2 separate regions of the Homo sapiens genome follow, and region 2 is linked to region 1. The links are chromatin contacts, found by Hi-C or POLR2A ChIA-PET in ENCODE. All regions are on one chromosome and are shown on one strand. The core of a region is the stretch at or near the end of the contact, and the rest is flanking DNA. Distances in the headings are between cores, read along the strand shown.

The links. Hi-C counts contacts between places; a loop is a spot of excess contacts on that map. ChIA-PET counts read pairs that join two places held with the same protein, here RNA polymerase II (POLR2A). Pooled maps may share reads with other maps.
Region 2: a loop to region 1 is called in a pooled map, with 4 times the contacts of the local background. The contact joins the enhancer-like site here to the promoter of MIATNB in region 1. A Hi-C loop is called at or near these places in 1 of 37 single-sample maps with no recorded cell type and 6 of 50 pooled maps. POLR2A ChIA-PET finds 5 or more read pairs at or near these places in 2 of 52 experiments (activated CD4-positive, alpha-beta T cell and activated T-cell).

Annotation. Positions count from the first base shown.
Region 1 is chr22:26,670,085-26,674,092 of GRCh38, reverse strand. It overlaps MIATNB (MIAT neighbor), which reads right to left and starts at 1,250. Exons shown (of 6, transcript NR_110543.1): 1 at 1,106-1,250. It overlaps MIAT (myocardial infarction associated transcript), which reads right to left. Exons shown (of 5, transcript NR_033320.3): 5 at 1-4,008.
Region 2 is chr22:26,532,228-26,538,900 of GRCh38, reverse strand. TPST2 (tyrosylprotein sulfotransferase 2) reads left to right here. Exons shown (of 7, transcript NM_003595.5): 4 at 2,415-2,613; 5 at 6,156-6,206. Among named protein-coding and RNA genes, the nearest start is that of MIR548J, 20 kb to the left of the region's middle. Within about 2 kb of position 2,645, at least 6 of the 41 ENCODE cell types and tissues checked have a DNase peak (open chromatin) inside an H3K27ac peak, as active enhancers do.

The DNA.
Region 1 (4,008 bases), core at 1-2,500:
AGTCCCCAAAATGAAGACTCTAGGCCCTGGCCTGGGGAAGGGTGACTCTATACAAAATGGCATATGCTCTGTAGACACCAGACAGGTATTTTAAGGTTTATAAGAGCTGCATCTACTTGTGCAAACTACTGTAGCTATAAGGCTATATTTTTTTAAGAACTGAAACCAAATGCAGACTATGAGGAGTGAAGATATGCCCAATGGCCAAAACCTTGCAAGACTGGCTATACTTCTGACCCCACCTTGGTGGGTACCACTGCTCCATCAGGCCTGGTCCACACCAGAGCCCTGGCACCTCCTTTAGAAAACTACCATCTTTACCGACTTCTGATTGTTCTGACTCAGAGCAGCCACCACGCCCAAAATTGTTAGCTATGCTTTTCCCTGTGTTAGTCAAGTTCAAACCTGTGTTAGCCAAGTTCAAACCTGTGTTAGCCAAGTTCAAAGCTGTGTTAGCCCCTTCCCAGCCATGCCGACATCCAAGCTGTTAACAGTAACGAGGAATGTTAGACCTGTTGTTAGTCAGAAAAAAATCCACAAACCATTAGTTTCTGCTGAAAGGAACAGACCAGGAAGGCAGGAGTTAGTCAAGGTGAAGGAAAGGTTAATTAAGAACCGGTCAGGGCCAGGCCAGGAGCCTGGAACCCCCAGACAGGGCCAGGTTGGTTGTTAGTGGTCAGCCCCTGGGGCAGTCAGGGTGAGGCAGGGATTAGCTGGGTGAGAGCAAGAGTTAGCGCAAGGGAGCCAGAGATTAGCCCAAAGAAACCAAGGTGCCTACTGGAGGTGAGGCATGAAATCACCCCCAGGTGTGGCCCCGGCTTAGCGGCTGGCGGGCTCTGGGGGAGGCTGGCTGAGGCAGTGACGTCCGTGGGAACAGAGAGCCAGAGATGCATTCCTGGCCGGCCTGAGCATCTGCGGGAACCCTGTGAGCCCCTGAGGTTCACTTCTTGCTCCCCACTTCTCTCTCCTGCAAACTCCGAGCCCGGGGTAAAGCTGCTTCCCCTCCCCACACCCCTTTTCAACCCGACAACTAACGCCCTCTAGCTTCCGGGAATGGGACGGATCTTTCCCAAGGACTTCCGGTCACGGCCCCACGTCTACTTACGGTGGGGGAAACCGGCCTCTCTCGGCTCCAGAGAGGGGAGACGGCTCTCTAGCTGACTTCCTGTGTGGGAAAGAGTCCTCTCACTGACTTCCGGTGTCAGAAATGTCCCTCTTTCCGGCCTTCAAATATGAGAAATGTTTCTCTGGCCGACTTCCTGTGTACTAAATACTCCACTCAGTGGTTTTTAGCGTAGGAAAGACCCGCTTCATTGACTTCCGGTGTAAGAAAGGCTCCGCTTTCTGACTTCCGGTGTGGGACACGCCCCTCTGCTAATTTCCGGTGAGGGGCACGCCCCCTCCTGCCTTCCTCGTGGGATACGCCCCCCTCGTGACTTCCTGTGCAGGACAGCTTCTATCCCCGTCACTTAACAATGGAGAGGATTCTTCCCCAGCTTCCTTCCAGAGGACACAAAAGCTCAGAGCTCCACAGTCTAGAGTCTAGACCAACAGGCCTCCACACTCACGTCCCAGAGATTTCCCTGGTCCCACCTACTCCCAGTGGCAACCAGACTTCTGCACATAGGAGAGATGTCATACTCAGAGTCCAGCCTCCCACATCCACAGGACCACCTCTTCCTCCTCTGAGTCTTGTTAATAGGGCCATCCCCTGCCTTAGACCTGGCCCAGTGGACTCTGATCTTACAGCCAATATGGGGCAGCAAAGTGGGACATCTGTCTACAGGGCCAGTAGCCCCAGGTCATCTGCTTGCCAAAAGGAGGGGGACCAGCCCCCGGGGGGAGCCCAGAGCTCGGCAGGGCTGGGGTTAGTAAGAAGAGAAAACAGGGTTAGTAGGGGCTGGGTTAGTAAGTCAGAGCACAGCACCAGCGGACAGGGCACCTCAGCAGACACACACAGGAGTCGCTAAGAGAAAAGGAAGAACGCACGCAGGTCCGTTAGTTTGTTAAGGGATGATCGGGGTGCAGTTGAGGCACCCCAGGGGTTAGACGGGTTAGTAATCGAACAAAAGAGCTGCCTACAGAAAAGAAAGCTGAGACGGAGGAAGAATGTGGGGAAGTGACATGGATTCAAAGCCAAGTGTCTTGCCCCAGGCAGAAGGATCTGTGTGCAGAACACCCAGAGAGGCCAGGGCCTAGGCAGCAGACGTGTTCAACCAGGTTTGAGGGGCCTTCCTCCATCCTCATACTTTTTTTTTTTTTAGGTGTCTGCCATGTGCTGAGACCCTTATATTGACGGGAATCCTCACTGCAACCTGTAAGGTATCAGAACTCGCATTCTACCACTGAGGAAACTGAGGTTGAGAGAAGTGAGGTGACTTACTCAAACTCACTCAACAGGAAGTGGCAGAGTTGGTGAGTCTTATTTGCATTCTCTGTCCTGGAACGTGGGTCTGCACAAAGATCCCAGCCCATAGGCAGAGCCTTCTGGAGCCTTGGCTGCCCCCATATCCCAGCCCCTTGAAAGGCCCATGAGCTGCACAGTTAGTAGGATCTGGCTGCGGGGGGGTGGTTAGTAGGGCATGCTCGGGCCTGGTTAGTGGGTTAGTTGGTTGGCAGAAGGCCAGGCACCTCGTCACACGCCACAGCGTCCCGGCTGAGCCCTGGGTTAGTAGGTTAATCACACCATGCAACACTGCCCCGGCCCCTCCAGCTGCAGCTTCAGAGGCCTCCCGCCCCCACCAGCCAGGGAGTGGGGCCTGACCAGGGCAGGGGGTCTAACTCTAAGCCCCCCAGCCCCATCAAAATCAACCCTAACCACATGGACCCTGCCCAAAAGCATGTTGCTTCCCTATTTATTGGCTGTGGGTCTCAGAGCACCCCCTGCAAATATTTCAGCTCCCCTGAAAATGGACCCTACTTGTCCTAGACAGAAACCCCCTGCCTGGTTCTGGTCAGCCCCTTCCCAGAGGGCTGGATCCTGTTACACTCTGACAGACACACGCACACCCGCATCTCTCCGCAAAAGATCTGACAACCGTGCTTAGTAGACATCTCTTCCATCACCGACTGTCAGGCCTCTAGTTTCTCCAACTATTGGCCTGCCCTCCCACCATTAGAAAAAAAAAAAACGCATCAAGCTGGCCTGGCTCCTGGAACCAAGTTGAGACTCCCCCACGCCCACCCGGTCTGCTTCCTTTTCAGCCAATGCTACAAAGCACCTAAGTGTACCCTAATTATGCCATCTTCTATCACTGCTGTACTTTTCCCATAGAAACCCCAGCCTAGCATCTCCCACAGTTCTAAACGATGTTCCATGAGAAAAAGATTCTACGGCCATAAAAGTCAAGGAACACTTCATCCTATGCCCTGTCCCTGAGTATTTGAAATTGCCATTAGCATTTTAAAGGTTCTGATAAGTCCTGCACTACTTCAGTAGTGCAGCGGAATTTGAATTAGAACCTGCTTTTTTTTTTTTTTTTTTTTTTTTAAGGAGCAATGACATTTCCTAGAAGTTACTTTAAGAATTTCCCTAGAGGGTCGGGTATCATCTCAGCCAGATCTTTCTCATCCTTCAAGGCCCTGTTTGGTACAGCTTGCTAGGAAGCTGTTCCAGACTGCAGCAGCCCTCTCTGGGGTCTCTCTACCACTTCCCAGGCACTCAGAACTTGTGCCTCAGTAGACTGTTTTGTGGCACTGTCCCATTCTCTGATTCTCCATGTGAGCTGGTTTTATCCCATCCAGCATGGCTGTGAAATCCTAAAGGTTCAAACCCCAGCCACTCTTCACCTATATTTCCCCCAAATGGCTAGCACGGGAAAGGGCCCAAAGTAGGTGCTCAGTGCTGATGAGAGAGTAGAATTTAAATACCCCAGGAAGCATTGTGAGTTACTACGGAGGCCATGAAATGCTGCCACCTCCCCAAGCTGATTAAAGAGTGATACTAGGAAAATAGGTAGGGAAGGGCTAATCAGAAATGCCTCTGGTTCAGAAGATGCTGAGTTTTAA
Region 2 (6,673 bases), core at 1,396-3,895, 140 kb after region 1:
TCCACGGTGGTGTGGGAGCCCTTGCCAGTGGCAGCCAGCACTCTTTGGTAGCAGCATTTTTGTTGTTGTTTTGTTGTTGAGACGGAGTCTCGCTCTGTCACCCAGGCTGGAGTGTAGTGGTGTGATCTCGGCTCACTGCAACCTCCGCCTCCCGGGTTCAAGCAGTTCTCCCTGCCTCAGCCTCCCAAATAGCTGGGATTACAGGCACCCGCCACCACGCTCTGCTAATTTTTATATTTTTAGTAGAGATGGGGTTTTGCCATGTTGGCCAGGCTGGTCTCGAACTCGTGACCTCAGGTGATCTGCCCGCCTCAGCCTCCCCAAGTGCTGGGATTACAGGCATGAGCCACCGCGCCTGACCTGCAGCATCATTTTGAATAGCTGTGCGACAGGCTGCTACACGGATTGCCATATTCGACTTCACATTCCCTATTGTTGGACACTTCGGTTATTTCCAGTTTTACTGATATGTATCAAGCATTGCCCTCATTCATGTTCTGGGATGTGTCCACCTCATTTCTGCACCATAAAGTCCTAGAGACACAAGGATTTTGGCAAAAGCCATGCACATACTCAAGATTTTTGACATATTGGGTAGAGTTAAGATTTAAATCCAGGTTTGCAGCCTCTGAATCTGTGTTCTACCCACCAGTCCACACCCTTTCACCTTCCCCTGTTCTCCTCACCTCACGCCCGGTCTTGTCTTCCTTTTGCTGCCTCTTTCTGTTCTTTCCCAAGTCACCTCTTAGTTGGGATGAAAACATTTAGAACTAGGCCCTTGATCCTGGGGGTTCCCCACCATTCATCCTGTCAGGCCCCTGAGTTATAATTGGTAAGATCTGCATCATTCAGGTGGCTTGGGAAGCCTGTTACAGGGAGAGTTAGGAAGCAGGTTGAAGATGATGGTTATTCCATGGTAGCTGTGAAAAGTTGGAAACAACCTAAATGTCTGTCTTCAGGGGAATGGAAAAATAAGTGATGGAGGAAGGCTACATAGCTGGCAAAAAGAGTGAGGTATTGAGTGGGGAAAAAAAACTAGCGTATTTGTTTTACAGCTGCAGACGCGCGTTTGTGTGTGTGTGTGAGAGAGAGAGCGTGTGCACAGGAGAGAGAGCATGCTAACCCTTATTAAAAATTTACAATGTGTTGGCCAGGCACAGTGGCTTATGTCTGGAATCCCAGCACTTTGGGAGGCCGAGGCGGGCAGATCACTTGAGGTCAGGAGTTCGAGACCAGCCTGGCCAACATGGTGAAACCCCGTCTCTTCTAAAAATACAAAAATTAGCTGGGCGTGGTGGTACATGCCTGTAGTTCCAGCTACTTGGGAGGCTGAGGCATGAGAATCGTTTGAACCCAGGAGGTGGAGGTTGCAGTGAGCCAAGATTGTGCCACTGCACTCCAGCCTGGGCAACAGAGTGAGACTCCATCTCCAAAAAGAAAAAACTTACAATGTGCCTACGCTCTTCTAAGCACTTTCTTTGTATTAACTCATTTACTCTTCAGACAACCCCAGTGAGGTAGGTACTACTATCATTGCCAATTACAGAAGAGGAAACTGAGGCCCAGAGAGGTGAAGTAACTTTCCCAAGGCCACACAGCTGGGGAACAGCTGGCGTCTGAACCCAGGCAATCTGGCTCCCTGGTTTGCTCTTAACTACTCTACAAGAAAAGGTTAGAGAAGGTGGTGTGCTCCACAGTGCAAAGACTGAGTGCCTGTAGGAAGCCGATGGGCTGGCAGTGATGAACACAGTGGCTTTCAGCTTTATCATTAGTGTTTTATAACTTTTTTTAGGGACAAAATATTCATGTTAGTCATACACATTAAAAAGTGTTTCTTTTTTTTTTGAGACAGGGTCTTGCTCTGTTGCCCAGTCTGGAGTGCAGTGGTGCAATCACAGCTCAGGCTCACTGCTTCTTCAACCTCCCGGGCTCAAGCAATTCTCCCATCTCAGCCTCCTGCGCAGCTGCTGGGACTACAGGCGCTTGTTACCATGCCCAGCTTATTTTTGTAATGGGGTTTCACCATGTTGCCCAAGTTGGTGTCAAACTCCTGAGCTCAAGTGATCCTTCTGCCTTGGCTTTCTGAAGTGCTGGGATTACAGGTGTGAGCCACTGTGCCTGACCTAAACTGTTGTTATTTTTTAAGCTGGAGAAGAAAGCAGAATGTATGTACCAATGGTGTATACTGCTAGTACTTTCTTCTGACTTCTCACTGCATGCTGTGTTCCCATTGTACAAAGGAGGTATGAGGAGGCAAAAATGACTCACCTGCCATCTCACAGTTGATGGGGCAGAGCTGGGTGGAGGCCAGGTTTCTCCAGTCTTTCCTGCTGCCCCAGAGTGGCTGAGCAGGGAATCCGCTCAGGCGCCATCTGGGTCTGCCCTACCCTCTCCAGCGTCTCCTCTCTCCCCAGGATCGAGCGGTCCACGGACCAGGTCATCAAGCCTGTTAACCTGGAAGCGCTCTCCAAGTGGACTGGCCACATCCCTGGGGATGTGGTGCGGGACATGGCCCAGATCGCCCCCATGCTGGCTCAGCTCGGCTATGACCCTTATGCAAACCCCCCCAACTATGGCAACCCTGACCCCTTCGTCATCAACAACACACAGCGGGTGAGTGTGCACCTGTACTTGTGGAAGTGTACTCTTGGGGATATGGGGCTTCTGCAGATGTGGAAACTCCAGCCACCTGAGGAAATGTTCAGTCTCTCAATTCCTGGTCATCTGATTTGTTCCTGTCTGATGGACACAGTGAACTACATGATTGCTTGTATTTCCATTTTGCTTGGGCTGCAGGGAAGCTCAAAGCCAACTGGTAGCCTGTCTCTCATACTCTAACATCTAACAGCAGGCCAGCTTGTACACTAATTTCATCTTATTTCTCTAATTTTATTTACATTTTTACCCCTATTTCCCTGGCTATTTGTTTATCTGTTTGTAAGGCACCTCAAGTCTTTGTTGAGAGGGGGTATAAATAAATAAACTATTGGTCCCTTTCTTGTCTTATAAGGTTTAATGTGGATTTCTCAGACAAATGTGAGTTTAGGGCTGTTTAAATTATGCTTAAAATTCTCCTTAGTTAAGATGGTGAAGGGAAATGACTTTTTTGTTTTGTACTGTTTTGTTTGAGGCATGGTCTTGCTCTGTTGCCCAAGCTGGGTGCACTGGTGCAGTCATAGCTACTGCAGCCTGATACTTCTCGGCTTAAGCCATCCTCTCACCCCAGGCTCCTGAGTAGCTAGGACTGCAGGTGCACGCCACCATGCACAGCTAATTTTAATTTTTATAAAGGCGGGGTCTCGCTACGTTGCCCAGGCTGGTCTAGAACTCCTGGCCGTAAGGGATGCCCCTGCTTCACTCTTCCCAAAGTGCTGAGATTACAGGTGTGAGCCTCCAGTGACTGACAAAATGCTTTTGAAGTGTTAAAGTAGGCTAACACCCACTGGGTAAAAGAACAGTTAACAAGTTGATGGCCTTATTTATACGTTTCCATTACAGCTTCTAGTTTACTTTAAGTGCTGTGTTCTAACTTCCTTATAGGCAAATATTTGAAAATGGGACCCAGGCCTGAGGAAGAGCTTTCACAGCCCTTACTTCATTAAGACCCAGAGTCTTTAATTTAAGCTAAGCTCAGCATTTCTGAGCGTGTGCTGATTTTAGGAAATAAACAGTTATCGTATTGAATCACAACGGAAAAAAGTTAATCGTCTCTTAGTTCCGTAACTCTTCAGTTGGCTCAAGAAGAAAGTTTCCATTTGGTGCTAAAAAGTCATTACCACCTCTCTAGCACTCACTGATCTCTCTTTAACAAAGAGAATTTACTAACGCTGAGCTTTGGGGGCTGTGCCCTTGTAATTGAAGTGTAAGCTTTGTCTGTGGGTCTCGTGAGTTCCTCTTCCTCTTGACATTAGTTGATTTTGCAGACATCTATTTATGGAAATACTCAGAGATTCAACGTACATACCAGCCGACATTGACAGGTGAATGGCTGCAACCCAGATGTGGTTTGTTATTTTTATTATAAATATTATTAATTTTTATTTTATTATTCTTTAATAATAGTAATCTTTAAACCCTACTTATGTGTTTTACATACTTTTATCTGCCTGTGGGTTGTACATGTATTATCAAAATAAAAAATTAATTAACTGGATTAAAAAGATGGTAGTGATCTCACAATCCAGCCCCAGGTGCTTCTCAGAAGCAGAGGCGAGGGCCGGCTGGGGACACTGCAGTAGTGGGCTGGATGTTGCTTACTTCACTGTTCTCAGCCAAGGGCCCAGCAGTGGCTCCTCTGGGGTCTCCTTAAAAGGTGGCTCGCTGCCCCTGGCTTGCCCCAGGCTATGGGTCGGACGTTCCTGGAGTAAAGCCTGACTTTATGTATTTTATAAAACACAAATAATTTTCATGAGCACTGGTGGTTAACATCAACTCTTTGGAGCTTTTTGTGTTTGTTTATTTAAAATGGAAGCTGTCTCTCATTTTCATCCAAAGAGATTTCTTCCCTGGGGCGGTCAACAAGTCTTGGCAAGTGCTAGATCCCTGGTTTAGTTTTTGCCATAGCTTGGCTGTTACTGCAAAGAAAAGTCCTCTCACTAAGCCCTGTGAGTTTGCATGCATGCCTGTGTGCTTCTGTGAGTGCTGTGGACCCTGTGTGTTCCAATAATGGATCCTGGGGCTCAGTAAACACAGTGGCTAAAAGGACATCTATGCTGATGAAATCGTCTCTGCCTGCAGTGTCCCATACGGTAGCCACTAGCCATGTGTGGCCCCTGATTCTGTAACAGGAGGCTAGTCCAAAGTGAGAGGTCCTGTTAGGTGTAAAATACACACTAGATTTTGAAGGCTTAGGACAAAAAAGTATGTAACGTTTCTTATTAGTCACTTTTATATAAATTACATATTGAAATGTTAATATTTTACATAGGCTGGACATGATGGCTCATGTCTATAATCCTAGCACTTTTGGAGGCCAAGGCAGGCAGACTGCTTAGCCTAGGAGTTTGAGACCAGCCTGGGTAACATGGTGAAACCTCATCTCTACTAAAAATATTGAATATTAGCCAGGCATGGTGGCACGTGCCTATAGTCCCAGCTACTCAGAAGGCTGAGGTGGGAGAATCACCTGAGGCTGGGAAGTGGAGGCTGCAGTGAGCCGTGATCGCACCACTGCACTCCAGCTTGGGCTATGGGAGTGAGACCATGTCTCAATAGAAAAAAAAAAAAATTAGCTATATCAGGTTAAATAAAAGATATTGTTAGAATTAATCTCCCTTGTTTCATTTTATTTTAAAATGTGACTACTAGCGGAAAGGCCTGAAATGTTGTGGTTCTAACTTCAGGGCCTTTGCTCTGTTGCCTCTGCCTGGAGTGCTTTTTCTTCTGAGCTTAGCCTACCTATTTTTCCTTGTCGTTTGGGTCTCAGCTCAAAGGTTATCTATTTCAAGAGGCCCTTTTTATTTTTATTTATTCACTTTCTTAGAGACAGGGTCTCGCTCTGTCACTCAGGCTAGAGTGGAGTGATGTGATCATACTTCACTGCAGCCTCAACCTCCCGGGCTCAACCAATCCTCCAGCTGAGGCTGGAGTAGCTCCAGAGCAGCTGGGACGATAAGTGCATGCCACCATGCCCAGCTAATTTTTAATTTTTTAGAAATGGGGTTTCAGTGTGTTTCCCAGGCTGATCTCAAACTGCTGGACTCAAGTGATCCTCCTGCCTTGGCCTCCAGAAGTGCTGAGATTACAGGCATGAGTCACTGCGCCTGGCCCAAGAGTCCCCTCTTGACCACCCACTCAAAAGAAGCCCCCTGGTTACTCCTAATCCCACCTCTTTACTGTACTTTTTTCACAACAGTTCCCATGGTTTGCTATGTCCTTGTTTATCTGTGTTTATTTTTCTTGTATGTTATCTGGTGCCCCCTCTAGAATGGTAGCTCCAGGGGAACAGGAATTTCCATTATCTGGTTAACATCATGTCAACCAGACACAATGCTTAGAATAATGCCTAGAAGAAGAGGAGCTTAAGCAATGTTTGTTGGATGGAGGGATGGGTGGGTGGCGAGGTGGATGGGTGGATGACTGGATGTGTTGGGAATGACTAAATTTTATTTTTTGGCCATTTTCATAATAGTGATATTTCTTTTTCTCTTCCTTAGGTCTTGAAAGGGGACTATAAAACACCAGCCAATCTGAAAGGATATTTTCAGGTTAGAAACCCCAAGGGGAATTCCGAATTCTGTCTTTCTCAGCTATACCACCATCTGGCTGTATGCCCTTAGATGTGTCACTTCTCCACTCTGGTTGATGGTTTTCCCATTATAAAAAGGGGGATGTGAGCTGGCTGCCTGTAATCCCAGCACTTTGGGAGGCCAAGGCAGGCAGATCACGAGGTCAGGAGTTCAAGACCAGCCTGACCAAAACGGTGAAACCCCGTCTCTACTAAAAATACAAAAATTATCCGGGCGTAGTGGCACACACCTGTAATCCCAGCTACTTGGGAGGCTGAGGCAGGAGAATCGCTTGACCCTGGGAGGCAGAGGTCGCAGTGAGCTGAGATCACGCCGTTGCACTGTAGCCCGAGCGACAGAGCGAGACTCCATCTCAAAAAATAAAAATAAAAAATAAAGGGCTGTGGGGATGCGTGCTGGACCAGAGGGTCTCTAAGCACTGATCC